2 separate regions of the Homo sapiens genome follow, and region 1 is linked to region 2. A link is a loop called in an ENCODE intact Hi-C map of the cell type or tissue named here. Cell type or tissue: endothelial cell of umbilical vein. All regions are shown on one strand.

Region 1 (2,500 bases), 340 kb before region 2:
GTTGCCCAGGCTGGAGTGCAGTGGCGCTGTCTCGGCTCACTGCAATCTCCACCTCCCGGGTTCACGCCATTCTCCTGCCTCAGCCTCCCGAGTAGCTGGGACTACAGGTGCCCGCCACCATGCCCGGCCAATTTTTTGTATTTTTTAAGTAGAGACGGGGTTTCACTGTGTTAGCCAGGATGCTCTCAATCTCCTGACCTCGTGATCCACATGCCTCGGCCTCCCAAAATGCTGGGATGACAGGCGTGAGCCACCGCGCCCGGCCGGGTGTGTGTATTTTAGATTTTGACTTGTGCTGCTGAAAAGGTTGCACTAATGTACAGGCCTCTAACCCTGTATGGAAATGCCGTTCCCACCCCAGCCATAAGCAGAATCAACCCTTAATGTGATCTTTTAATATTTTTAATAGAGACAGGGTCTTGTTCTGTTGTCCAGAACTACTCCTGGGCTCAAGCGATTCTCCCACCTGGGCCTCCCAAAATGATGGGATACAGGCATGAGCCACCACACCCGGCCTACTATGATCTTTTAAAAATTCTTGGGCCCGGCGCCGTGGCTTACGCCTGTAATCCCAGCACTTTGGGAGGCCGAGGCGGGCGGATCATGAGGTCAGGAGATCGAGACCACCCTGGCTAACACGGTGAAACCCCATCTCTACTAAAAATACAAACAATTATTTAGGCGTGGTGGTGGGCACCTGTAGTCCCAGCTACTCGGGAGGCTGAGGTAGGAGAATGGCGTGAACCTGGGAGGCGGAGCTTGCAGTGAGCGGAGATCGCGCCACTGCACTCCAGCCTGGGCGACAGAACGAGACTCCGTCTCAAAAAAAAAAAAATTCTTTCAGTTTTTCTGAGACAGGGTCTCGCTCTGTCACCCGGGCTGGAGTGCAGTGGCATAATTATGACTCATTGCAGCCTTGACCTCCCGGGCTCAAGTCATCCTCCCACCGCAGCCTCCCAAGTAGCTGAGACTACAGGAGCGTCCCACCATGCCCAGCTAATTTTTATTTTTATTTTTTTGAGATGGAGTCCTGCTCTGTCGCCAGGCTGGAGTGCAGTGGTGCGATCTCGGCTCGCTGCAACCTCCGACTCCCCGGTTCGAGCGATTCTCCTTCCTCAGCCTCCGGAGTAGCTGGGATTACAGGCGTGCGCCACCATGCTCAGCTAATTTTTGTATTTTTAGTAGTGACAGGGTTTCACCATGTTGGCCAGGATGGTCTCAATCTCCTGACCTCGTGATTCGCCTGCTTTGGCCTCCCAAAGTGTTGGGATTACAGGCGTGAGCCACCGCGCCCGGCCAGTGATCATTTTTAATATGTGATAATTCTATTTCTGGCCACAAGAGGCCACCAACTCCCAGCATGTTGGACCCAAGGGGACCCTCCTAGGCTGGCTGACTTGGCATGGGCTCCCCTCCTGGGAGGCGGGAATGGGACTATTGTTCCGGGAAACACCTCAAGTCCCGTGATCAGGACTAGAGGAGTGGGGCGGACAGGGCAGGATTGGACAAGAGGCTGCACATGTCAGAGAAGGGCCAGGCTGAATTTCAGACCTGGTGGTCAGCTCCTGGAAATTCGAGCACTGAACCCTTCTGTGATTAAAAATGCATGGTAGTTAAAGCTGCCGGCCATCGTTATGGCAGCAGGTGTGCCTCCGAACACACTTCTTCCCCCCTCTGCTATGCACGACAGACATACACACACACACACACACACACACACAGTACAAAGATGTGGAGATGTGGCCTCTCTCTTTTTTGTTGGTGTAGTTACGTATATTTTCAGGTGCTTTTTTTTGGTTGATTGAAGTATAATTTACATACGGCAAAATTCACCTGTGTTAGGTGTATAGTTCTATACATTTTTTTTTTTTTTTGAGATGGAGTCTCGCTGTCACCAAAGCTGGTGTGCAGGGCACAATCTCAGCTCACTGCAACCTCCGACTCCCAGGCTCAAGCAATGCTCTTGCCTCAGCCTCCTGAGATGCTGGGATTACAGGCACCTGCCACCACACCTGGCTAATTTCTGTATTTTTAGTAGAGACAGGGTTTCATCATGTTGGCCAGGCTGGTCCCGAACTCCTGGCCTCAAGTGATCCACCCACCTGGGACTCCCAAAGTGCTAGGATGACAGGCATGAGCCACCTCACTTGGCCTGTTGTGGTTTAATTTGCAATTCCTCGTGGTCAGTAATGTTGTGCATGCTTTCCTGTGCTTATTTGCCATCCGTATATCTTCTTTGATAAAGCGTCTTTTCAACACTGAGTGCATTTTCTTTTTTAGAGGGGGAGTCTTCCTCTGTTGCCCAGGCTGAAGTGCAGTGGCGCCATCATAGCTCACTGTAATCTCACAGCGCTGTGTGCACAGCTGTGGTCCAAGCTACTCGAGAGGCTGAGGTGGGAGGGTCGTCTGGGAGGGTCGTCTGGCCCCAGGAAGTTGACGCTGCAGTGAGCTGTGATTGCGCCACTGCACTCCAGCCTGGGTGACAGAGCAAGACACCATC
Region 2 (2,500 bases):
ATATTGGCCAGGCTGGTCTCGAACTACTGAACTCAAGTGATCCACCTGCCTTGGCCTCCCAAAGTACTAGGATTACAGGCGTGAGCCACTGTGCCTGGCTTTTTTTTTTTTTTTTTTTTTGAGAATCTTCACAATTTTATTAGTTTATTTATTTTCCACTTTTATTTTAAGTTCAGGGGTACGAGTGCAGCTTTGTTACATAGGTAAACTTATGTCGTGCGGGCTTGTTGTACAGATGATTTCATCACCCAGGTATTAAGCCTTGTACCCATTCATTATATTTCCTGATCCTCTCCCTCCTCCCAGCCTCCACCCTCTGAAAGGCCCCAGTGTCTGTTGCTCACCTCTCTGTGTCCATGTGTTCTCATCATTTAGCTCCCACTTGTAAGTGAGAAGGTATTTGGTTTTCTGTTCCTGTGTTAGTTTGCTAAGCATAATAGCCTCTAGCTCCATCCATGTCCCTGCAAAGGACATGATCTCGTGCTTTTTTTTTTTTTTCTTTTTTTGAGATGGGGTTTCGCTCTTGTTGCCCAGGCTAGAGTGCAATAATGAGATCTCGGCTCACGGCAACCTCCACCTCTCAGGTTCGAGCGATTCTCCTGCCTCAGCCTTCTAAGTAGCTGGGATTACAGACATGCACCACCACGCCCAGCTGATTTTGTATTTTTTTTTTTTTTGAAACGGCATCTCGCTCTGTCGCCCAGGCTAGAGTGCTATGGCGCAGTGTCGGCTTACTGCAAGCTTTGCCTCCTGGGTTTACACCATTCTCCTGTCTCAGCCTCCCGAGTAGCTGGGACTACAGGCGCCCGCCACCACGGCCAGCTAATTTTTGTTTTTTTGTATTTTTAGTAGAGACGGGGTTTCACCGTGTTAGCCAGGATGGTCTCCATCTCCTGACCTTGTGATCCACCCGCCTCGGCCTCCCAAAGTGCTGGGATTACAGGTGTGAACCACCGCGCCCAGCCGCTAATTTTGTATTTTTAGTAGAGATGGGGATTCTCCATGTTGGTGAGGCTGGTCTCGAACTCCTGACCTCAGGTGATCCACCTGCCTCAGCCTCCCAAAGTGCTGGGATTACAAGCGTGAGCCACTGTGCCTGGCTGATGTCGTGCTTTTTTATGGCTGCACGAGGCCCTCTTTTGAGCCTTCTCCTCCCTTGCTCTCCCGATTCTGTGTTAGAACTAACCTGCTCCTTCAGGGAAAGGCGCAGCTCCTGGGTTAGAGGTAAGGTAGTGCACCGCCACTCTCCAACGGCTGTTTGCGCAGAAAGCACTATCTCTACCCTAGACGCTGCTGGGGCACTTGGGAAACCATTCGGTTGATCTGATACAGACGTGCAGCCCCTGCGGCCTACGCTCCCACTCTCGAGTGGGCCCTAGAGAGACACCTGCTGGTGGAAGGCAGTGTGTCCGCACAGGAGCTGAAGCCGCCACATGTCTCCTCCTGGTGGCAGGGAATGACTTTCAGCCACTGCTCTCTCAGTGCAGCTGAATCCAAGACAATGTTGGGAAAAAGCACCTAGCACAGTGTCTGTGATATGGTTAAATGCCCACACGCACACACACGTACGTATGATACTCACAGCCAAGCCATCCTGTTTAAGACACACACGTGAGATAACACTGACGAAGGCAGAGTGGAAGGTGGTGGCCACGCTAGGCAGTGAGGGAGGGGGTGTGTCTGGGGGGCTCAGGCTGAGTGGCTGGCAGCACCCCCTTAAGTCAAGCTGTGGTACACAGAGGTTTGCGTGATTCCCATCCGTGCCTTTATTAGTCTGTTCTCACGCTGCTAATAAAGACATATCCGAGACTGGGTAATTTATAAAGGAAACAGGTTTAATGGGCTCACAGTTCCACGTGACTGGGGAGGCCTCACAATCATGGCAGAAGGCAAAGGAGGAACAAGGGCACATCTTACATGGTGGCAGGCGAGAGAGTGTGTTCAGGGGAACCACCCTTTCTAAAACCAACAGATCTCATGAGGACTCATTCACTATCGGGAGAACAGCATGGCAAAGACCCGCCCCCATGACTCAGTTACCACCCACCGCGTCCCTCCCACAACATGTGGGAATTGTGGGAGCTACAATTTAAGATGAAATTTGGGTTGAGACACAGCCGAACCCTGTAAGTGCCTCACGTACCAAAAATGGTCCATCCATAAAGCCCATTATTGCCATATGTGCCTGCTGATGTCCACCCTGGGTCCATCCTTCTTTCAAAGGTAGGAGGGACAGGCATGGGACAGCTTGGGGACCACTGACCTGGAGTCCCCAGCATCCCCACTGCCCGGCCCAGGGAGAGCTGAGCTCCGAACGCCTTCCACTTTCACTGGCAAACACCCGCTCCCCAGAGCCAGGTCCCGATGCCATGCACTGGGGGTGGGTCCTGGCCTCTGAGATCTGGGACTGTGTGAGGGACCCAGGCTCTGCCTCCCAGCCTGACAGGAGGGGGCTCCATAGAAGCCAGGCCCCGGATAGCATCGAAGGGTGATGGACAGC

What was found. Hi-C counts contacts between places; a loop is a spot of excess contacts. Peaks named below come from ENCODE experiments on the same cell type or tissue, not always from the same donor. Only the 100,000 strongest peaks of a DNase experiment are listed, where the experiment ranks them.
Region 1: it touches region 2 in a loop (14-fold over the local background); 5 of 110 quality-filtered maps call a loop at or near these places.

The regions. Positions count from the first base shown.
Region 1 is chr7:5,173,571-5,176,070 of GRCh38, reverse strand. No RefSeq gene overlaps it. Among named protein-coding and RNA genes, the nearest start is that of WIPI2, 15 kb to the left of the region's middle. In endothelial cell of umbilical vein, no CTCF peak of the experiment used is centred here; a DNase peak (open chromatin) is centred at 1,410.
Region 2 is chr7:4,829,198-4,831,697 of GRCh38, reverse strand. All of the region lies in intron 5 of RADIL (Rap associating with DIL domain), which reads left to right. Among named protein-coding and RNA genes, the nearest start is that of SNORD165, 7.0 kb to the left of the region's middle. In endothelial cell of umbilical vein, a CTCF peak has its summit at 1,436 (motif pointing left); a DNase peak (open chromatin) is centred at 1,397.